Linked DNA regions of Mus musculus: region 2 is linked to region 1. A link is a loop called in an ENCODE intact Hi-C map of the cell type or tissue named here. Cell type or tissue: left cerebral cortex. All regions are shown on one strand. Links, peaks and the distances in the headings refer to the core of each region. The heading gives the core; the rest is flanking DNA.

The links. A loop is a pair of places that touch in the nucleus more often than their neighbours do. Peaks named below come from ENCODE experiments on the same cell type or tissue, not always from the same donor. Only the 100,000 strongest peaks of a DNase experiment are listed, where the experiment ranks them.
Region 2: it touches region 1 in a loop (1.9-fold over the local background); 6 of 42 quality-filtered maps call a loop at or near these places.

What each region holds. Positions count from the first base shown.
Region 1 is chr15:58,016,471-58,028,592 of GRCm38, forward strand. 9130401M01Rik (RIKEN cDNA 9130401M01 gene) reads right to left here. Exons shown (of 6, transcript NM_029418.4): 5 at 8,804-8,936; 6 at 5,800-6,093. The coding sequence ends at 5,896. Among named protein-coding and RNA genes, the nearest start is that of 9130401M01Rik, 12 kb to the right of the region's middle. In left cerebral cortex, for the core only: a CTCF peak has its summit at 6,643 (motif pointing left); a DNase peak (open chromatin) is centred at 6,620.
Region 2 is chr15:57,905,136-57,917,257 of GRCm38, forward strand. It overlaps Tbc1d31 (TBC1 domain family, member 31), which reads left to right and starts at 7,064. Exons shown (of 21, transcript NM_001081396.2): 1 at 7,064-7,256; 2 at 10,835-10,981. The coding sequence starts at 7,180. In left cerebral cortex, for the core only: a CTCF peak has its summit at 6,811; DNase peaks (open chromatin) are centred at 6,988, 7,863 and 9,916; H3K4me3 peaks cover 1,601 bases; H3K27ac peaks cover 648 bases.

The DNA.
Region 1 (12,122 bases), core at 2,029-10,028:
AACTTCCCTCGAGAAGTTATCTGGATCATGGTTTCTTGTCACAGCCATAGGAGAGCAACTAACAGAGGGCATGGCTTTGAAGGAGTACCTTGCCTTGGCCTCAGCCTCTCTCTCTCTCTCTCTCTCTCTCTCTCTCTCTCTCTCTCTCTCTCTCTCTCTCTCTCTCCTTCCTGACTGCCATAAGGCTGTTCTATCATATCCTTCCACTGTAATGTTTTACCTCACAGAAACCACACCAGCTTACTATACCCTGTAACCTCTAAAATCCAAAACACAGTCTTTTTCCCTTAAAGGTTTTTTTTTTTAAAATAGGAATTTTGTCACTCACAATTACAAAAAAAAGAAAAAGGAAAAGGAAACCCACAAGATTACTTCACCATGCATGTCCCTGAATACCCTTCCGCGTATACTCGTGGAAACGGAAACTGGAGTGGGAGTTTAAGGAGCTGGAAATGGGAGCAAGATGATAAGCGGGTGAGCTTTAACGGTTTATGTTATGTGTTGACATGACTAGACTGTGGGATGCCCAGTTAACTGGGAAGACATCATCCTAGGTGTGTCTGGATGGGATTAACTGCTAGACGTGGGAAAGCAGAGATCCCTTCTTACTGTGCTCGGGCTTCATCTAGTCAGCTGAAGCCAAACACAATAGAAAGAGCCACCCCTCCACAGTCGAGACAGGATTCCTCCAGTCTGTTGGCCTTCAACCTAAAGCGCTAATTTTTTTCTTTTTTAACCTGACCTAAAACAGTTCTCTGGCCTTGAGCCTGTGGCCTACACCTAGAAACTACACTGTTGGCTCTTGAAGAAGGAGCCTGAAGATCTTGGGACTTGCCAGTCTCCATTATCATGTGATCCAGTGTTTTTATTGGCCTTTTCGTTCTTTTTGTCTTTCTCCCCATCTCCGTCTCTTCCTCTTCTCTCTTCTTGGTTCTGTTTCTGTGGAGACTCTTAACTAGTATAGATTTTGATACCGTGGATTTAAAGGTCTTGCTTCGAAATAGTCACATTCTAAGGTACTAGGGTTAGGGCCTTCCTTTCCCTGGGGATGTAGGGCAGACCTCTTAGTCACTGACTAGCAGGCCTTTGATGGAGGTTCAGGTGCCAGAGGAACCCTGGCTTATCCACCCCAAGGTGCTTTTCCTACCTTTGCCACTTGGCTCCCTTCCCCCCAGAACCTGGACTGATCTGGATCCCGTCCCTCTCCAGCCCTGCACAGGGACAGCTGCGAGCTGAGTCACCACAGCCAGGTCTCTTCACAAGCTGCAAGCTGAGTCACCTCAGCCAGGTCTCTTCACAGAGCATTCCCTGATTTGAAGTATGTCTCACTCTGCATGGTGGCACCTGTCTGTAATGTGAAATAATTAATATAATAACATAATATAACATAATATAATATAATATAATCCCAGTTCTAGAGAAGCTGTGGCAGAAGGATCAGGTTTACCAGCCTGGGTTATATAACAAGTTCCAGGCCAGCTTAGGCCTTGTAGCAAAGCACTATCCAAAACAAAGCAAAAATGTATCCCCACCAGCAGCAAAAGGGTTACTTCCAGCAGCTATTCCTCAAATACACAGTGGCCCTGAAGCTAAAGGAAAGACCCAGGGCTGTCCTAAATATGAATCATCTCTTCCTAGTCGGGTCAGGGACGCTTCTGCCAGAGACAGAGCCAAGAGTACTGCTCTGGGAGTCCCCACTGTCATGGTAACACATGTTACTATAGATCGAGACACATGTCGGAAATCATCACCTTCCTGAATGTTCTATTCCACATTCTGCAGGGCTGGGCCCGGGAGGCCAGACCTAACTGCTGCTCTAGAGGGCCTGGCACATGTGTTCCATCTCCAGGAGACAGCAATATATTCCTGACTCAAAGAATTGGTATGCTGGCACCAAGATCCCAGAGCTGCCACGCTATGTTCCCTGAGCGTTCTTAGCCTGAGGGAGAAGGGCAGGGAGACAAAGCTGGGGCTGAGGAAACACAGGTGTTGAGGGATAAAAGTGAGAAGCCGGTCACACATTAGGCAGGAAGACCCTGCCAGGCAGTGGACATGGGTTGAGGAAGAGTCTGGTCTGCCCTTTCAAAAAGGAGGCCGCACCAACACTGGACCAAAGCCTCGTAGAATGAAGCCACCCAGGACCTACGAGGAAAAAAGAATAAGGGAAATACACAGTATCTTCTACCCACCTCGGGCCTCCAATTCCCCCATGCTCGCCTCCAGCCCCGCCCCCCAGCTCCAAGGGACAATTTGGGAAGGTAGAATTGAGCTGCGGGTCACTGGCCTGTCATTTGGCCTGCTCAGGGAATTCCCGTTAAATTTGTTGGGTCCAAAACACTAACCTAGGTTAGATTCAGCCAGAAGACAGAATCAGGGAGGGAGAAACAGCCATATGCCCGCAAGGCTGCCCCTGATGTGATGGGTGTGCAACCCCGCAGCAGCAGAGCTTTGCGGGGGTGGGGGTGGGGGGGTTATTTTCCCCTCTTTGCTTCTTTGCTGGTTCGCTTGCTTTCCTATCAAGCCCCAAAGCCCTAGAAAACCGGGTGCAAATTATTTTCTGAGATTACATTTTTTGAGAAGGCTCCTGTTTAAAACCATCTCTCTGTAAACATTAGCTTGTATTCATTTGCTAGAGGTGTGTATGACCCACGATTTCCCCAAAGCGAAGCTCATCTTTTATTAAATGTCATACTGCACGGGTGTTGGAGACATCTGTGACACGGGTGGCTTGGTTCAGCAGGAACTGGCTTCTGAGTTATAAGCCCTCTGTGCCTCAAGTTGGTACAGAGACTGACCCTTTAGAAGAAAGGTGGCAGTGGGGAAGCTGGGCTCCACCAGAAACGGCAAACAAAAGAGATGGTCCTGGGACGTAGGATCCCGGTAGGAGTATCGTTAATACTCCCTCCCTTAGCCGGGCAGTGGTGGCGCAAGCCTTTAATCCCAGCACTTGGGAGGCAGAGGCAGGTGGATTTCTGAGTTCAAGGCCAACCTGGTCTACAAAGTGAGTTCCAGGACAGCCATAGCTATACAGAGAAACCCAACAGGAGCAGTGTAAACACAGTGGGCAGGGAGGCCACCGGGTAGGACTTCACAGCCTTCGGGGCAACTTTGAGAATGACCTTGACCTTGGTAAGATCGTAGCTCCAATCTAAAGTTTGTAGATGTATAAGAGTGTGAAAGGCCGAAGACATTTACCAGCTCAAATAACTAGTAGGACATCCTGTTTGGGAGGAAGGGCTGAAGTGAGGACATCTACGAATATAGCTGTCCATGACAGCTTATCGTCATTGCCAAGGAAAGAGGATCTGGAATCGAAACTGAAACTCATGCTGAGTGTGTCCTGCTGCTAAAAGAAAGGAGAAAGTGAGCTGAGCGCATGCGAGCGCGCATGTGTACACACACACACACACACACACGCACACACGCACACACGCACACACGCACGCACGCACGCACGCACATATGTTCATCTCCCTCTGCTTCCTGACTGCAGGTGCAACCCGACCAGTTACCCCAACCCCAGCTACCAGGTCTTCACTGCCATGATAAGACTGTGCTCTCAAACTGTGAGCCAAAAGAAACCCCTCCTTCTTTCAATAGATTGCTTCCTGTCAGGTATTCGGTTACTGCAACGAGGGAAGTAGCCAACCGAGCGTCCCACCCTTGCTGGAGAGCAGACACCCTCACCTGTGTCACCATTCACTCACTTCCCAGTGATTCACTCTTTGGCAAGCAGGTGATGTGTGAGTACACAGGGACGCCTCCTCTCCAGCAGAGTCATTGTCCATTCATTACCTTCCCCATCTGTCCTGGAAATGCTGTGGGGGAACTCCAGTGACGAAACGCAGGCGCCCTGTCCTCCCGGTGCCCCTCCCGCCCTCAGTGACAGCTGAGGCTCTGGATGTCAGTGATCTTGGTCCTCACATCAGCCCTGCACTGACTGAAAGGTGAGGTAGGAGTGAGCTGTACACAAGACGTGGAAACCACCAGGCCACCGGGTGTGGGTAGGAGGTCAGGAGGGAGACCAGAGAACTGGAGGCATAGAGCGCAGGTGAAGTCCACAAGGAGCAAGGATGGAGCTGCGCCCGGGGCTGGGAACATTTCCAGGAAAGCCAGATAACCAGGGCAAAGGGGCTCGGCCTCAGAAAGAGAAGAGGCAGGCAGGCAGGCATGTCAGCTTCTAGGAAAAGCAGAAACACCAGCAATTATTTAAAAAGCCAATGTTTAGTGGGGACCTGTGAATTAGCTATCTGATAAAGATGGAGAGGGGGGGTACCCTTAGAAAGGCTAATGGGAAAGAAATGTGGACAGGAGAGTTCCAGATGGCCACAGCTACACTGTGAGGGGCATGGTAAGCCATGTTAGTTTATGTCCCTGAGAGCAGTCCTCTGCTAGACCACCGGCTCCAGCCCATGTCTCCTAGGAATCACACAGTGAGTAGCAAGTAACATAGCTCAGGAAGGGATGGCTGGACGGGTGCTCCTTTGCTGACAGGTTCCAAAACCGCAGCGCCTGTTAATTGTGGTCCTCTGTTTCCCGTTTGAGAACCTGAACTTGCACTTGCTGGTCAAACTGACCAACTCCCTGAGCGTCCTCACTCAGCACCGTCAGCCCCTTGTCTGAGGGGAGTGAGGGGAAGGATCAAAGAGGAATCCTGGGGGCTGCACCCGTTGTCAAGGGCTGGAGTCATCTCTCCATGAAAGTCTAAGTAAGCAACAACACAAGGTGAGGCTCACCTTATTCCTTCCACTACAAAGAGTAATTCTGTCCTGGGTAATTCCTTGAGTAAGAAAATGGCCCTTTGTACATGCAGAAGATGTTAGGGACTGTGGTCTATGTGGCTAAAGGAGACAGAGATCTGGGTTGTCCCTGGCTCCTGCGTCTTTTGAGCAAATGCTTGTTCCAGACATCTTTCAGGATGTCTGCATAGCAAGAACAGGAGTCCAAGAGGCAGGCACACACATCATTCCAGCAGCCTGGGCTTCCTAAACCCTGTAGGGCAAGTTGGCATGTGTAAGCTACAGGAGGCAGTGTTGCACATTCCGTGGGACAGGATGCATCCGTGTGTGCCCACATGTACAGCCAGCCTCCTTAGGACCTGGAAACAAAAGCAGCCAGCGCGGATACTCTCAGGCTCATCTGGCTTGCTGGTCCTGTAGGGTAGGAATCCGGTCTCTGACTCAGGAGTGTCCCATCTTCTGCCAGCATCCAGGAAGCCTGCAAGTAGGCTAACACCTGTTTGCAGTTCCTGACTCAGCCTATGTACTCTTAACATGCCAGCATTCTTTGGTCATTCCTAACGGATACACTTGAGCAATTGCTTCTTGCAACATAGTAACTGTTTTCAATGGACCCAAACAATTTTAAAAAGTCTTTTGCTAAGGCTTGAATAGAAGATATCCTCCCTGTTGACTATCTAAGACTGTTGAAGTCCTGGTGCCCGGCTGGTGGGTACTACACGGAGAGAGTGGGAATGTTAGGTGATGGTCTAGCTGGAAGCAGGTCACTTCGGGCATGTCCTTGAGGGCGGCATTGTTTCAGACCCTTCTCTGTCTCCCTCTGCTTCCTGGCCACGGAGACTGAGCCTTGCTCTTTGAAACCATCAGTCTCCATCAACCCTTAAAGCTGCTATGTCAGCAGCAGCAACAGCAAAACCTAGCACAGCCTCTGCATTTACATTCCCAACAGGTGCCTGCGAACTTGGCAGAGGCCTACAAAGACAGCACTGAGGGCGTCAAGGACACAAAACAAACAAACAAACAACAAAGCTGAGAGCAGCTGAAATTACCTGGGAGAGAGTTTTGTATAAACAATATAAAGAATCCTCTTTATTTGAGCTTTCCATGATTGCACAGATCTAAGTAAACAAGGATATTCAGGTTCGGGATTGGTTTCCTAAGCGATGATCTCAACCTCCACGTGGAACTGATTTCCCAAGGGACAGAAATGGTCTTTGATCTTTCTGAACCACTTGTCTTCAAACTCTTTGGAGGACGCAACCACCATGGCAGTCAGGGCTCCGGGGCCCACACACTTCACCTCCGAATGAAGCTCCTCTTTTATCTTTTCTGGGACAATGTCTTCCCCCATAGCCTGTATCAGCACGAGGAGAGGAAAAAACAAAGCATTATCCCAGTCACAGAGGCAGAAAACAGAGATCATTTACCAGCTGAACGGCCTTTCACACTGAAGCCCTGAGGGAGGCGCTGCACCACAGGAGGGGCCCTGGTCCCAGTGTCAGGGATGCCACCCGCCTTGTTTCCGTTCTCATTCTCCGAGAATCCTGAGTCCTAAGATGGCAGCTGTTCCGCCTGGGCTCCGGGGAGCACTGAATCAACCTTTCTGTGCCAAAGACTGTTCTGAGTCTGACAGTGTAGCTGTGGGCTCCTCCCTCCAGGTGAGAGGCTGGGGCTGAAAGGTAGGGGCAGAGCTCAGACAGGTATGATGTGAGACACGAATCCATATTGCCCAGGTTCCCCCAAGGAAGTTGAAGACAGTGAAGATCCAAGCAACAGGTTGCTATGTCAACCTCTTTCAGACCTGAAAAAAACACCAACCCTACACAGCCAAGGGTCTCTCAGGGCCATAGCACATCCCCCTAGAGGCACAATACTGCCCCCTCCTGGTCATAGTTGCAACTGCAGTCACACAGACTCAATCCCAGGATCGATGAGACAATTCAAACTTAAGTTCCAAGAAGCCTTTCTGTAAGCTCAGTAAGTGGTCCTTTGGTAATGAGTAGCAGCAGCGAGGAGAAGGAGGTCCTAACAAGCTTTCAAAGCGTGAGAACTTACACATCAGCCAGCAAGAATGCTGGACAAGGCACTCAAGACACTAATTTATGGCTCCTCCTACATCTAATGTGGCCATGAAAACTACAAGTACAACCAAAGAATGGCTCTTCACAGACTACAGGCTTAGTGTGTGTGCACACATGTGTGGTGTGTGCTTGTGTGTGGCATATGCACCCTTGCTTGTGTATACCAAATCCAAAGGAGGAATTCTTGAGTCACCCTCTGCCTGATTTCCTTGAGATGGTTTCTTGCTGAGCCTTAAACTGGCTGTTCAGTTAGGCTGGCCAGCCAGCAAGCGCACAGGACCCACCTTCTCTGTCCCAGTGCTAGGGTTCCAGGTATCTGCAACCATGCCTGGCTTCTATGTGGAGGCTGGGGATTAGAACTCAGGTCCTGGGGCTTGTGCTTGCAGCTAAGAGCTTTTCCCACCGAGCCACCTCCACAGCCCCACATCACACAGTCACCAAGATGCTGCGCTTCTTATTAAACCTTACTAATTCATCAGCTCTGGGGGCTTCACTGCTGCACTCAGTGTCTCTAAAGTCGTGACCTGATATGTCACATGTCAACAGCGTGACGTCTTCTTTCAGCAGCATCATAATGACATGACTCACAAAGGCTGGCTTCTCGGGTTTTTACTTATTTAGAGGCATCTATGTCATTCTGGCTGGCTTCAAACTCACTATGTAGACCAGGTTGGTCTTGAACTCACAGAGATCCACCTGCCTCTGCCTATCACGTGCTGATAGTAAAGGTATATGAAAGCAAGCCTAGTCTAAAACACTAGAAGTCATTATCTTAAAGGCAGTTCCTTGGGAAGCTGAGCTTCCACTCTGAGGCCGGCCAGGGCAAAACAGTGAGAAGCGGTGGCCGAGGGATTGTCAGACAGTAAAACACCCGCCTTATGTGCCTGAGGACTGCTTTTGATCCTGGGAACCCGTGAAAAAGCATGCATGGAGGTAAGCCCCTGCAATCCCTGTGAAAACAGATGGGAGGCAGAGACAGGTGGGTCCCTGGAAGCTCCTGAGCAGGGCCTACACAGCAAACGCAAAGTCAACGGGGGACCTGGCCTCTCCCTCACCTCCACACACGTGCATTTACCCACACATTGAAAGGGGGTGTTGGGGATCCCTGAACATGGGACACATGTAAAGTATCACGGGAGGAGAACACCACGGTCCATACACTGGATTAGCAATGGAGCTCACTGACACGGCACACATCTGATTTTAGCATGCACAAACCTAAGATTAAATATTGAATTGCAATGTTGAATATTGAATTGAATTGCAATCTACAGCTCTAACTTCTCTGGAGGCCACAGAGGTCATTGTACTGGGAGCAGAAGAGCTGAAGCACACAGTCTCCCACTGCTATCCTCAGCCGTGATCTTCACAGAAAGCCAGCGACAGAAAGGGCTGGCAGAGGCTTAAAAATGGCATCTGCACCTCTCTGTAGACATCAAGGTGACAGGGTGGATGGAGCGAGAGGACACTTCTCATGGCTGGCCTATGCTGCCTCTGGCCCTAACCTCAGGCAGCTGCATCCTCTCTAGGCCTCCTCCAGCCCTACCTGTCTTCCCCATCACTGCTGTTAGGAGAGGAGGAGGGAAGCTACATAAAGTCCTGCTCAACTGCGGACACTCACCCATTAGTGTCAAGTCCAGCACCATGGCTAGCTCGGTGGAATACTGATTGCCTAGCATGTACAGGTCCTGGGCTCAAATCTCCAGCGAAAGACTTATTACCCAGTGAATTCCACATTGAAACAATGTGGAAATATGGTGGGCATGTTACTTAGGATGCTCATGTGGGCAGGCATGAGAATCAGAAAGCAGGGATACAGCAAGTGAATGACGGAGGACCACTCTGGTGACTTGGAAACCCAGAGGCACACAGTGGAGGGGGACAGAGGTCCTTCACAATGAGATGAGATCTGGTTTTGTTATGGGAACAGCACAAAATCACAGTGACGCTCGCTGCCCTCTACAACCCCGAGGGGAACCGTACCTCCTCCATCAACAGCAAAGTATCTTCCCTAAAGTTGAAGTCCTTCACTTTCCCTGCAATTTCCTGCTGAGTCCTCAAGTTCTTCTCCAACGCGAATGATGTTTGCTGAGACTGGGCGAGCTGAAGCAGGAGCCTGAGGAAAGAGAAAGTCTCAGTGGGAGAGGCTTTGCTATAGGGACCTGAGCCACAGGGCAGCAGGGAGCAGGAGCTCAGCCAGAGCTGGGCACTAAGCTGCCAGAAGTCCTGCTGGCCTCACTAGCATCATCCCTGAGTGCCTACAGCTTCCATTCTGAACAGCTGCCTTCCTGAGAAAGGACCAGGTCAGAGGGCTGACACAGCTATCAGGTAGCTGAAAGCAAAAATAATTCACTCACTGAGAAGCAGCTCAAAGCCAGCCCAGACACATAGTCTGTTCCTGGGATGCTGACATCTGCTGTCTCCACAGAGCCTGGACCTCAAGGTGTGCTTAGCTTTGCTGGCAGATATGAGTACCAAAACAGGGTCAAACCTCAAACGGCCAGTTCACAACCGCCTTACTATGAATGTCCCCAGTGATCCTAGCCTGGTGTCTCCACTCACTCTTCTGTTCTTCTGAGTTCAGCCCCCTCTCCCTAATGAGGGGCTCTGGCTGGGCGTTCCAAGGGCATCACGTTCTCAGTACATCAAGCTGCAGTCATTCATCTCTTTATCCTGCATCTGCCCTGCCCATCCACTGGCATGATCCACCTCAGCGAACAGCGCCAATCCGCCCCTGCACCCAGGGCACCCAGTCTCCTCCTCCTTTTTCTTCTTCCTCCTCCTCCTCCACCTCCTCCTTCTCTTCTTCCTTCTCCTCTGTTCCTCTCTCTTCCTCATCTCTTTTCTTCCTCTTCCTCCTCTTCCTCTTTCCTCCTCCTCCTCCCCCTTCTCTTCTTCTTCCTCCTCCTCCTCTTCATCCCCTTCCATACCTTAGCTGGTCACCAATCCCATCTATCCACACTGCAATGACGCCATGCTCTACTTTTACTAGTACTGCACTATCGCAGGGCGGATCCCACCTGGTGATCATCGCCTCTCCACTCGTCTCTCCAACAGCTCCAAATGGCCTCTTCTAGCCCACCTTCCCTCTCTGGATCACAGCTCAGATCACACTCCAACTCAAAGTTTATGACTATTCTCTGGGCCTTCAAGAGAAGGATGGAATCTTTAAGATAACACCTAAGCCAGGGTGGCAGCACATGGCTGTATTCCCTGCACTGGGAAGGCTAAAGACAGAGCACGAAAGTTCCAGGCCAGCCTTGGCTACACAGTGAGCACTGCCTCAAAACCAACCCACAAGGAGAAATGGTAGAGTCTCAAGCTAATAAAAAGCCAGACACGATGGAAGTGCTCTTACTGGCATTTACCAATTGCTTGTCACAGACCATGCAGCTTCAGTGGGTTGAGGTGACTTTACCTCCACAACCGCAGGCTGTAGACATTTCCCCCATTCCTCCATCCAGCAAGGGGAGGAACCTGGAGCTCAGAGTCCATAACTGTGCAAGGCCAGACAGCTGGCCATCAGAGCATTCCAGACTCATGCGCTCCACATCAGCCATTACTCAGAGTCCATTAGAGTCAGAGCTGGCTCAGACCCCGTGATCCCCTTGCCTGGGACTGCGGCTCACAGCTCCCTTGGGCTTCTCCCACATTGCTACTCCTGCCACCTGTGGTGCTCTGCATGAGACTGGCTCACACAGGGAGGCATTATCTCCAAGGATTGGGACCTGTGGCCTTGTTGGAGTAGGTGTGACCACTCTTTAGGAACTGTAGGAAGTATGTCACTGGGAGTGAGTGGGCTTCGAGGTTTCAGAAGTCCAAGCCAGGCCCAGTGTCTCTCTTCCTGCTGCCTGCCTAAACTAGAATTCTCAGCTACCTCTCCAGCACCATGTCTGCCTGCACACTGCCATGTTGCCTGCCATGATGATAATGGACTAAACCTCTGAAACTGTAATCCAGCCCCAATTAAATGTTTGCCTTTATAAGAGTTGCTGTGGTCATGATGTCTTTTCACAGCAATAAAAACCCTACCTAAGACACCACCAGAAGATGTGACTGCTCCTAGGCCTTTTAGCCAAGCTTTCTCTATATATATCACCAAGCACAAGAGCACACCTTCCTCACCTGACGAACAGTACATGGGTGAGCAAGACAACACAAAGAACTGCGGACTGCACAGACATAGGACTTTGGGGCCATAAGCTGATCTCAGCGTGCAGCCCCAAATCACAAGGGACAATACGAAGGAGTGTGGACAAAGCACCCAGTACCTGGTGGCCCGCTGCTAAGCACTCATCCCTGGGACATTCAGTGGGAGCACAGCCCCAGAAAGGCTGGTTCTTCCTTCGGTTGGTCTCCATGGCGCTCTGCTCACACTAGGACATAGCCCTCAGCAGCTGTGTGCCAGTCCCTGCCTACATGTATATTTTCTTCAGCACAGTGACTGCTGCAAGGAACGAGTCTCGTTTTTGCTTTTTTTTTTTAAATCATCTTTATGATCCTTGCACCAAGCAAGTGCCTGGCATATGTGAATAAAAGGAAGTCAGTAGGCATGGTGGCACACACCTTTGATTCCAGGCCTCAGGAGGTAGAGGTAGGTGGATCTTTATGAGCCAGGGGCTAGCCTGGTCTACATAGTGATCATGAAACTCCTGCCTCAGGTTCCCAAGTGCTGAGATTCTGGGCCTCTACCAGGCATTATGAAGTGTTTTAATATTCGTTCCTGTCCTGTTGTGGTTTGGTGTTCATTTCCCAGATGGCTGAGTTTTCTCATATTAACAGGACATTAGAAATCCTCGTGTCCATTTCTTAATCACTGTAAACAGAACAGTGAGAAACATGGATGCACAAGTATCTCTGTGGCACGCTGGCCTCAGACATGACTGCTTCAGGCAAGTGCCCACGAGTGCCCAGCTGGGGCATACAGCAGTTTTATTTTTGTTTTTTGTTTTGGAGTATGTTTGTTTGTTTGTTTGTTTGAGACAGGGTTTCTCTACATAGCCCTGGCTGTCTTGAAACTCTGTAGACCAGGCTGGCCTCAAACTCACAGAGTCTATCTGCTTCTGCCTCTCAAGTGCTGGGATTGAAGGAGTACACACCAGGCCCCAACTTGGGCCTTTCTGAACCCACTCTGATATATGTTTGGCTGCACTCGTCTAAATTCTCACCAGCCACGTACAGGATTCCTCCATCCCTACCTACCACGTATGCTAATTTTACATTTTTATTTAAAGAACTCTTTCCTCACTTAAAAAAACGAACAGAAAAGCAGCAGCCTTTCTGCAGGCTCCTGTGTGCTGCT
Region 2 (12,122 bases), core at 2,515-10,514, 110 kb before region 1:
GGATTCAAAGAACACGGGTATGCTTAGTCCCGTGTCTAAGTTTCTAATCCATATTTTCCAAATAAGATAAAAAAGCGGGTCAGTCTAAGTTGGTAGAAGAGCAGCAAAGCAGAGGGGATACCGAATGGGAGGTCTCTACTTAATGTACAATGCAGATACAAGGTCCCATGGTATTTAAAATAAAAAAGCAAGTGATTGTTTTTAAAAGCCCCGAGGAAATGAAAAACAGTGGATCCACAGATGCCAATCAATGTAGGGCCCATTGGCTGCCCTCCCTCTCATTCCTTTGCATAGGATTCTCTGCAGAGTTAGGTAGGTAGTCTGAGCTGCTGGCATTGGACTTTGCTAAAAAAGACAACACTCTTCTAATGTCTGTCGGTTCAATCAAATAGCTCGCTGGATACCCTATCTCTTCCTTTGCTCACTAGAAAGTGTTTCCGGTATTCCCCAAGCTCACCAGTGCATTAAAACAGCAGAAACCAAGCCAGCGAGGGAGCATCGTCTATAAAGTCCTTCTCTTGCAAGCGTGTTGACCTGTTTGCAATCCCCAGGACCCGTGCAAAAAGCCGAGCATGGTGATACATATCTGGAATCTCAGCCCTGGTTAGCTTTAGGTCAAAGAGAGCCCCCCCCCCCCATGGCTAAGAGTAAGGTGAACAGTGCCAGAGGAACAATACTTGAAATTGACCCCTCCCCTTGGAGTGCATGCACAGAATACATAGAAAATGAGAGATGCTGGATAGCAGTTGAGATGCCACAACCTGGGAGACGAGGGGTTAGGTACAGCTTTCTTCTAGGTCATCTCTACGTGGGTGGATGGCTTCTCTGCACACTTCTCCAACTGGGGCACTAAACCCCGGAACAGTTTCCTGGATAATTAACACTTCCCTCAATCAGAGTGTCTTCCTTCCTTATAGCAATTACAGGGGCTTTACTCCTGGTTTACTAGCGTCCTGTTGTGCCTGATTGATGGCTTGTCCTCTGAGCCCGCAGATGCTGTTAGAAGCCTGTGAGGCGGGCTAATTATTCAGTGCCACAGGAAATATTTCCAACATCCTGACTTGGGAGCTGGAAACTGCAGAATGTAATGTTGAAGGTTTAGCCTTGATCAAGAGAACTTTCCTGAGCTGCTGTGTATTAATGCCCCCAATAGCGTGGGTGGAGGATCATTTTTCTGTCTGGCCCAATCTAAACTAAGTGCAATGGCCCATGCCTTTAATCCAAGCACTCCAGAGACAGAGACTGGCAGATCGAGGCCAGCCTGGTCTACAGAGCAAGATCAAGGACAGCCAGGGCTACTCAGAGAAACTCTGCTTTGAAAAACAAAACAAAACAAAACAAATAACAGCAAAAAGAACCCCTGCCCCCATCTATGTCACCAGTTGTCTTCTATGTGGACACGGACTTCCTGCCTGTCGAGATAGGCAGTGCATTTCTGCCCCATCCCGGGATACTGTACAATTTCAGCTTAAGTGCCAAATCCTTTCCATTCTACATGAAATGTCACTCTTGCTTGCTTTCGTGCATGTTTTATGAGAACACCTAGGCATAAATATTCAATCCCTCCCCCTCTCTTTCTCTTGTTTCTGACTCATCTGAAAAAAAGTGGGGGAAGTGGCCCATATCATAATTTGCCTACAGTGGCTTCTGCCTCTCTCCACCCTCTCACAAGGTCACAGAGCTGAGTCATCAACGGAATGAGAAACATTGCCTGGTTTTGCATCAGCTGGCAGCCAGACACAGACCTTGTACTGATGAAACACAACTGCTTCTTTCCCAACGTCAGCCTTCCTACACAACATATCAGTGTCAAGACAGCTGTTGCCTGCTTGCAGTGACTTGTTCAGTGACTGCCCTATCCGATTCCAATTCCACTTCAGTCTTACTGGGGATGACAGGCCCTCCCCTCCCCCGTCTCAAGCTCAGACTCCTTATTTTTAATTTTGTGTATATGTTTTTGTGTTTTATAAAAAGACAAAGAGAGGAGGATGGTGGATGTGTGGTGAGGTATAGAGGAAGGGGGTGCCTTGGTGGGCCCATACTGAGGCATCTCTTCCTCCTGAGGGACCAGTTATGATATAGTATAGAATAGAGTTTATTCAGGCTATGGGAAGGGGAGTTAAGAGGGTAACAGAGGCAGAGAAAGGCAAAAAGAAAGAGAGTAGAGAAGTAGAGACTGGCCGTGAGCACATGGAGCAGGGTGGGTGGGGAGGGAATTGGGAGAGAGAGGGAGCAGGAAGGCCAGGGCAAGAGAGAACAAGAGAGAGAGGAGGGAGCAAGAAGCTCCTTTTATAGTGAGTCAAGCCTACCTGGCTGTTGTCAGGTAACTGTGGGGCGGAGCTTAGGCACAATGCTAACAGTGCACATATGACGGATGCACGTGCATGTGTGTTCTTGTTCACGTATATGAGTGTGTGTGTGGTGTGTGCATATGTGTGCCATTGTGTGTGCATGTAGGTCGGAGGACAGCCTCTCAGGTGTCAGTCTTTGCCTTCTACCTTGTTTGGGATAAACTGTCCTTACTTCTCCCTGTTAAGTAAGCCAACGAGTTTTGGTTATTCTCTTGTCTCCACCTCCCATCTCACCACAGGAGTGCAGGATTAGGTCTCACACCACCGTGCTCAGTTCCTGTTCTGGTTTGGGACATTCAAACATGGGTCTTCATACTTGGATGGCAAAAGGTTTACCAGCTGGGCCATCTCCCCAGTTCAACCCTTAAATTCTTTTAAGTGGACACTCCCCACCCACCCCCACTCCCCAAAAGACCCCCCCCATAGACAAAAACAGGGATTTCCATTAGATCCTTGGCATAAGAGTCAAACACCATCCAATGGCAGCTTGTGCATTTCTACCGTCTGACTTGTGCCTGCCTGCTTCTTGATCCTGCCATGTGTTCAATACTAACAGTTGCTGCTCTTATTGTTGCCAAGGGCAGTTTTGCAGTATGAATGTGAAAAGAGATGGGTTGAGGGTTTATGGGAGGAATAGAGTGCTGGCTGGGTGCATGCCTTTGTACTCTTGCGTATGTAGGCAAGTGTCAAACTCAGTAAGTAGTCCAGGCTAACTGGCCATGGAGACCCTGGGATCGATCTGCCAGTCTCTGCTTCCTCAGGACCAGGATTATAAATGTGTACCTCCATGCCCAGCCTTTTTGGTGTATCCTGGGGGTTTGAACTCAGCACAGCAAGCACATTTCCAGTTGAGCCATCTCCCCAGTTCCATAGGAAAAGGTTTCTTAAAGATGATTCCCCAAATCCCCTCCAAATATGAAACACTGATAGGCTGATCTTCATTAATATCATGTTTGACAAACAGCCTTTTTAAAAAGTGGAAAAACAAGCCACAGACTGAAAAAAAAATATTTGCAAAGCGAATATATGTACAATGAAAAGCTTGTACTTAGGATTACATGAATGAGTCTCAAAGCACAATAATAAGAATTCAAACAATCCAATTAAAAACGCATAAAGGATTCGAGCAGATACTTAGCAAGAATTCACATAGAACACAAATAATTGCATAAAGAGATGCTAAGCCTCATTTGCCATTTCAGAAGAAGAAATTAAAATCGCCATGGATACTGCAATATCCTCAGAGTGGCCAAAATGACAGATTCATTACCAACGAGGAGCACCTGGACTCCTGCTTTGAGGTGGTGTGTGTGTGTGTGTGTGTGTGTGTGTGTGCGCGCGCGCGCGCGCGCGCGCGCGTGTGAATTACCACCCATGTGTGGAACACATCTGCCAGCCTCCTGAAAAGCTAAACTGATGCCTGTCACACAAGGCAATGGCTCCACTCTCAGGAACACCTCCCAGAGAAATAAAAGAGTGTTCATAACAGCTTTACTCGGGAGAAGAAAAACCGGAAACCATGGTAATGTTCATGAATGATAAACAGATCATACGGATATAATAGAACACCACTTAGCAATGAAAATGATGACTAACTGGTGTCCCAACAAAACAACTGAATCTCTTCATAACAATTTCAAGCTCATGGTATATAAAAGAATCCAAATGGGGCTGGTGAGATGGCTCAGTGGATAAGAGCACCGGACTGCTCTTCCGAAGGTCCAAAGTTCAGATCCCAGCAACCACATGGTGGCTCACAACCATCCATAATGAGATCTGACTCCCTCTTCTGGAGGGTCTGAAGACAGCTACAGTGTACTTACATGTAATAAATAAATAAATAAATAAATCTTAAAAAAAAAAAAAAAGAATCCAAATGAAGGAGAAAAAGGAGGGGGTGAATAAGATTCCAGTTATATAAATGTCTAGAAAATAATTAATGTGAGGGACAGACAACATCCAGCCGTGGCAATACACCAAGTCGGATGGGGATAGAAAAAGATCACAAAGAAGAGACAGGAGGGAGCCGGGCGTGGTGGCGCCTCTAAGGGCTCTGAGTACCATGGGAATCATCATTAATGTTACTGTTAATCTTTGATGCTTTGTATACATTAATTTTATTGGTGTATAAGACACATGAAGAAAGCTGTTGCCGGGCAGTGGTGGCCCATTCCTTTAATCCCAGCACGTGGGAGGCAGAGGCAGGTAGATTTCCGAGTTCAAGGCCAGCCTGGTCTATAGAGTGAGTTCCAGGACAGCCAGGACTATACAGAGAAACTGAGTCTCAAAAAAAAAAAGAGAGAGAGACAGGAGGGAGTCTTACGGTGACAGATATGTTCATCCTCTTGATTTGGTAGTAGGTTCACAATGAGTACTTATGTCAAACTTACACAATTATATACTTTAAATATGCAAATTAAGAATATATATAGAGTGTGTATGTGTCTGTTATTGACTAATGATCCATAGGATTTTTTTTTTCTGAGCCAAAGTAAAATTTTGTGGCTCAGGCTGGGCTCCAATTTGAAATCACCCAGTCTTAGCCTCCCAAGTGCTAGTATTATAGGAATGTGTCATGCTGCTGACCAAACATTTCTTTTGTGGTTGCTTTTTTTGTTGTTGAAAATCATGGGGCTCAAGAACAGAAGGATCATGCCTCTCTTTTGGCTTTCCTCTTACTTCAATTTCCTAGGAAATAGGGATAATAGTAGCACCTATCTGTGGCAAATCAAATTCTTTCCCCTCTCCCCTCATATATGTCTACATACTACTCGAAGTATGCGTGAAGCCTAGCAAACATATACATAGACAGACAGACAGACAGACACGCACACACACGTGCGCACATGCACCAATCTTTGAAGATGTAAGTTAAGGAGTTTCCGGCTGGTGAGATGGCTCAGCAGCTAAGAGCACTAACTACTCTTCCAAAAGTCCCGAGTTCAAATCCCAACAACCACAAGGTGGCTCATAACCATCCGTAATGAGATCTGATGCCCTCTTCTGGTGTGTCTAAAAGACAGCTACAGTGTACTTACATATAATAATAAATAAATCTTTTTTTTTAAGTTGAGTTTCATCTAAGAATATCATTCTGGACTATTCTTGTGAACCCTAAATCCAACTGTAACTGTCCATAGTAAATGGCAAGTCAAGCTCTGAGACTTAGAGAGAACCTTGTGAGATACCGACTCAAATAGCCTTGCATGAGTGCCCCAAAGGGAACAGGAGACAGAAGCAGGTGTGGGTCAGAAGTGCGGCTGATCTATGTTAATGAGGGAGCAGTTGTAAGAAGCTTACTGAAGCTGACAAAGGGCAGAGGCTATGTTACAAGTGTCATTACAAATAAATAAATAAATAAACCAAGTACCATTACATGCCTCATTAACAACAAGAAGGAAAGACATACATACACATCGGATAAGTCTTTGGCAGAGCCTGACTATGTCTGGATACACACCTTAAGTCTCAGGAGTCATACACACATCAGATGACTACAGCTCAAAACCGATCAGGAGAGAAAGGTCCTTTCCTAGCAGTGTGGTGAACTCAAGTCGTGTTCCCTTAAAAATATTTACACTCTCTTTTGAAAACCTCATTTAATTTTTACTTTAAGATTTTTCATTTATTTTCATATATGAGAAAAGTAAAGAGATATTTGCAACAAACAAAAGGTGGCTATCCCAGACAAAGAAGAAAATCTTTGTTGCCAGACTCTGTTGACACGGAATGTTGAGAGAATACATTTCTGGTCTTTTCATTTGGTTTTTGGTTTTTCGAAACAGGGTTTCTTTGTGTAACTCTGGCAATCCTGGAACTAGTTCTGTAGACCAGGCTAGCCTGACCTCATAAGATCTGCCTGCTTCTGCCTCCCAAGTACTGGGATTGAAGACGTGTGCCACTACTACCTGGCATTATTTCTGTTTTATACGCCAAACGTGGACCGATTTCATTAGAAATCGACTTGCAACTTCATACATCACTGAAGTGGAGTTAAAAGTATTATCTAAATTGCTTCTCTGTGAATTAAGTGCGTTGGCCTGTTAAGCACGCGGGACAGCCACACGTAGTAAGCACTAAAGAAACACTGAGTGAATTTTGCTAAGTGAAAAAGATTTCCGATGCCAGTGCAGCTGGTTCTTGACGTTTTTTTACTTTTCTAGATTATGAGGAGTGGGTTGCAAACCATAATGTGGGAGCATCTTGTAAATTTACGCAATTAAAGCGTGATGAGTATGGCAAAAAATAAACAAAAACAAACCAAACAAAGCGGAATTCATTTAGGTCTGTGGAGTTCTGCCGTGCCTGTAAGTTCTAGGAAAGGAACTCCTCCATTTCTCAACGAACTTGTCTTTTGCATCTTTGTTATTTCTATAAATCTCTTATTCTAAACGCAATAGAGAACGAAATGCAGGAGGCAGCAAGCTCTCAGGAGAAAAACACTTTTGGTGTCTGTTTGAGCCTATAGGTGTCAGAGAATTGAAGTCCCAGACTTGGTTTTCAGAAAACTACAACTCCCTGAAGCCTTTGGGTCGCAGAATTAGAAGCCTCAGAAAAGGGGTGGAGTCTAGAGAGAAGCCGTTGGTTGTTTCCATTGTCCAGAGTGGAGGGACCACAAGAGCGGAGGTGGGCGGATCCCCGTCCTGATTGGTTGTAACTAGAAGGGGCGTCCCCCGCGTGATTGGCACAGTCCTTGGGGGCGGAGACCCCGCGGCGGCCGCTCGAATTTCCCGGGTTGGGCGCGCGGGGACTGCTGGGTAGCTCTCGGGACGGTTACCCTCACCGGGTCAGCCGCGGATCGGAGTCGGGGTAGGGGTCGGGGTTCGACATGCAGAGCACTGACCTGGGCAACAAGGAGAGCGGCAAGATATGGCACCGCAAGCCATCGCCAGCCACTCACGACGGGTGAGGCCGCGGGCTGTGGAGACCGACGAGGGGGCGGGTCTGCGGGAGACTGAAGTGGGAAGCGTGGAGGAGGAATGCTGGCCCGGGGATTCTGACTCTGGCCGTGCGCTGCATCCCTGGGTTGGGACCTCAGGAGGAGCAAGTAGCTCCGGAAACCGTAGATTGCAGTTGTCCCAGAATCTGGTCCCTGGTCACGGTGAGAGGCAGGCAGGAGAAGGCTCTACGACTTGTGCAAAAGAATTTGCAGTTCAGCTGAGTGCCAGGACTCCACCTGCTTTGATTTATTAATGTCTATTCCAGTTGGGGGGAAAAAAAACTCCAGGAGGTGATGGGAGCAAAGAAAGCAATGCACATCTACCTTTCCAAAAGCCGATGCTCTCCATCCTTAAGTCATTCATTACATTGCACACCTGTAATGTTGAGAGCCTAGTGTGGGCCAAGCACGCTTTTCACTATGGAACAACGCTGGAACAAACTTAAGTTCTGCAGTGAGTGTTGCAGGGCCTGTCATTGGTGCGGGGACTTTTACCCGCCTGTGCTTCCTTTTATTCTGTTTGGAGTAGCGGGTTTAACACGCAGCCTCTTGTGTGACGTCAGTGGGAGTCTTTGCCCCCTCCCCCATTTGTTTTGGTTCCCATGGTGCCTGCCTAAGCGATCTTGGTGTTTCTGATTACCTACGTTTGCGTGGACTGCATAGTATCACTTGGGTTCATACCTCGAGGTTTGTTTCTCAAGAGACTTTTCTATTTATCTTTTAGTTGCTTCCCTAGAAATCAGACTAAGTGTTTTTGTAAGCTGAAAGCAGTTATAAGTGGATCAGCCACTTATTTGACTAGCCAGCCAGCCACTGTGGTTTCTGGTGGCTGTCCACCCTTTATCAGTGCTATTCACCCGTTGACCTATTGAATAAACAATCTTGTCAATAGTGGAGATTCTTCGGCGTTTTCCTTTCAGCTCGGAAAGCAGTTTTGAGCCAGGACAGCTAAGTTGAACCAGCCAGCAGAGCTCAGAAAGAACTAAAAAGGGTGAGCTTACTCAGCAGTAAGTCTCAGAGGTTGAGAACATTCTAGGTTTAGATTAGGTTGTCCGGAGGCTAGAAGCTTTGGGGACTAGGCCTAGGTTAAGAAACAAAAGGCAGTAAGCCTCCAGGATGACAGTTATATCAGGAGAATAAAAAACGTGTGTGTGTGTGTGTTGATGTGTGTATGTATGTATATATGTGTGTGTGTATGCATGTGTGTGTTGATGTGTGTATGTATGTGTGTGTGTGTGTGTGCATGTGCATGTGTATGTGTGTGTGCATGTGTATGTGTATGTATGTATGTATGTATGTATGTGTTGATGTGTGTATATGCAGGTATGCTTGTAAAGCCCAGAGATTAGCATCGGCATCTTCCTTAAGTGCTCTTCACCTTAGTTTTTGAGACATAGACTCTGACTGAACTTAGTGCTCATCTCTTTAGCTCCAGGGAACTGTCTATGTTTCCAACGCCCCGTCACTGGGGTTCCAGATGTGGGCCACGATGCAAAGATTAATTTTTGTCTTTCAACACCATGAAACTCCATAAAGATGAACAGCGTAAGATTTTTTTTCTATATCCCTGATCAATCTGTTTAAAAAGCTCTATGTTTAGACAAACAGGAAGAAAAATAATTTTTTCCACTGCTGAAGATTCAACCTAGGGCTTTGTATATCTTAGGCAAGTGCTTTACCAGTGAGCCCAAGAGGAAAATGTTTAACCCACTTATCAATGTAGCATGTAGCATCTTTCTGTAAGTTTTGAAAATGAGATCTTAATTTGGAATATCAGAACTCAACATATAAGGAACTAGGGAAATGGCTCAGAGCTTAAATGCATTGGCTGGTCTTACAGAAGATCCAAGCTTCATTTCCAGTATCCACTTGGTACCTCCCAACCTCCTATAATTCAAGTCTCAGGGGGAATCTAAGACCCTTTCCTAGCATCTGCAGGCACCAGGCCTGGCACAGTGCACAGACTGCTCAGTCAAAAGATAAATCATTTTTAAAAGATTCATACGCAAAAGATAAAATTTTCATGATTAAATACTATTCTTGAAATAAAGGAAGGAGGCTAGCCAGAGGGCTCAGAAGGTAAGGGAGCTTGCAGCCAAGCCTGATCTCTTGAGCTTAGTCCTTAGGTACCTTATGGTAGGAGAGCGCCAACTCCCGTAGGTTGTCCTATGACCTCCACATGTCATGCATGTGTGAGCGTGAATGCACACACATAAAGTCATTTTAAACAGGGTGGGATTGTGCTGGTCTTCAAGATCAGAATGACGATGCATGATTTCGTTTCCCCATCTTTTGTTTTTGAGATAGGATCTCACTGTGCAGCCGAAGCTGGATTTAAACTCAGTTTTCCTGCTTCCACTTCCTGAGTCCTGGGATTATAGGTGCGCATCACTGCACAATTCTGTAGAATCAAGAAACCGTTTGGGGCTGCAAGTGTTTTTTCTCACATTTGCCATGTGCACGGCATGGTATATTTGTGGAAGTCAGAGAACAAGGACAACTTGTGGGTATCATGTCTCTCCTCCCATCACTGGGGCCTACGGGATTAAACTCCGGTCACCAGGCTTGGAGCAAGCATCTTTGCCTGCTGAGCCATCCCACTGGCCCAGTAAGTTTTCTAAATAGTTTTTCAGCAGATGTATGGCACAGGAATTCTCCAAAAATAGTAAACTTAGACAAGTATCACTGTGCATTCTGTACAAAGTTTGCCCGTGAAAGTAGTGCATGATGACGAACAAATATATATCAAGTCTAGAAAAGCAGAGTGGGCAGAAACTACCCCGTGTTGCTCTTCTCCACGCACAGCAAGCAGCATTTATATTTATCCATCTTTCCCCATGTATACACCATTTCTTTTGCATATTTATGTTAATTATATGTTTGTTTGTGTATGAGTAATTTAAAGCTCAAGGTTAAAATGGTTGAATTTTCCACATAGCTTTAGTGCATACTCTATGTATCTATAGGATAATATTGAGGAATTAACTCCACTTCTTACCATTGGAGTAGAAGTCTGATTCATGGGTTTTCGAAGAATGATGTAAAGCACTTCACTGGCATGGAGTGAGCGCTGTGAATTATAGGTCAGGTTCAGGGACACAGCGATGAACATGTAGTCCTTAGAACACGCACTTGCCAGGGCACTGTGGAGGTCTCAGAGGTGGAGCTATAACTCACGCTTTGTGGAGCGTTTTATGTCACAGAAAGACTCTCCTATCCCGTTGCCTATTCGTTGTAATGCTGTTTGTATGTGCCTTTTTACTGTCGTCTTTGCCACTAAACTATAAGTGACAAAATAACCTTGTCTCCATTATTCCTAGTGTCTGGCTTCATCAGTTCTGACATGAAGTAAGTTTTCTAGTATCTAGTGAATAAATGAATGTTAGCTTTCTGAACTGTTTAGAAATCCTTCTAAGACTGATTCTAGGGACAAGAGGAACATCGGTAGGAAGGATAAGCAGGCAGGAAGCCTTCAGTAGAACCCAATACATAAAAGCCGGTATGTGGTGTGGAGTGTAACGTTTAGATGGTTGTGTTTTGACAGAATTATAGTGAACATTGTTCACAGCACTTCTGAATACCATCCCAAAGTCTTGCGGTTTTTGAATGTGGCTTTTGATGGCTCAGGCGATTCCTTCATTGCTGGGGACCATCAGGGAAACATCTATGTTTTTGACTTGCATGGAAACAGGTAAGCAGACGCTTTCAACATGTGCCTTATTACTTAGGGAGTTATCGTCGACTATTCCAGTTACTTACTGATGACGTACGAAGCCCGGCTGAGTTCTTAGAAAGCGACTTTAAGTGCTGGTGGAAGAGTGGAGGACTGGCTGGTTTACAGGGTGGCTGGCAGCTCTGAGTATTCTTCCTGACACCGGGTCTTATTGTGTCCCAGGGTGGCCTCTCGACCCTGCAGTGGTTCTACCTCAACCTCCCCATCGCGGGGAGCCACCAATCCTGCTAGCTTGGGTTTTTTTTTTGTTTTGTTTTGTTTTGTTTTTTCATTGCAATTTCTATATTGTATTTTATTTCTTTTATGTGTGTCTGTATGTGTATGCATACATAGCATGCCACAGCTTGCATGTGCAGGTTAAAGGGACAGCTTCCAAGAGTCAGTTGTCACCTTCTGCCATGTGGGTCCAAGGGATTGAAGTCATGCCAGTTAGGCGTAGGGGCAAGCACCTTTCCCCACTGAGATAAAGTCCTGCCAGCCCTGCTCGCTTTCCCTTAAATTTAAGTTTTCATCCCTGCTCATGTGTCATTAAGTCCTGGTACTTTGTTAGTTGATTTAGAAACTTGGTTTCCTCTGAACCTTTTTGTTACAGTGTACTAGATCCAAGAACCACAAGGAGTTGGAGTCTCCCTCCTTCCTTTCCTCCCAGAAGCAGTTAAGTAGGATTGAACACTAAGTATCTATGGCGAGGGGAGGCCAGGAGACAAAGTAGGAAGGGAATGTGCTGTACATCCAGCAACAGTCGCAGGATGACTGCTGGGGCAAGTGTCACTGAGGAGGAGTTAGTTTAGAGAGCCTTGATCAAATCAGAACACACTGGGAAAATAATACCGCACGAGGACTTCAGGGAAGGAGAGGAAGAAAGCTAGAGTGAACCCTTCCGTTTTAGATTAAAGTTGGCATAAACTCTGGGTTTGCACAGAGATAGAAATAAACACAGACATCTATGTGAAGAGGAACACCTCTTTCCAGGTGTTGTCCCCTCAGAGGGCCAGGACAGTGTGCCAGGAGCAGTGTACAGACCTTGGGCTCAGTTCTTAGATTCTAAGAACTAATCATTGGTAAAAAGAAACCAGAAGCCCTTGCAGAAATGGCGGGT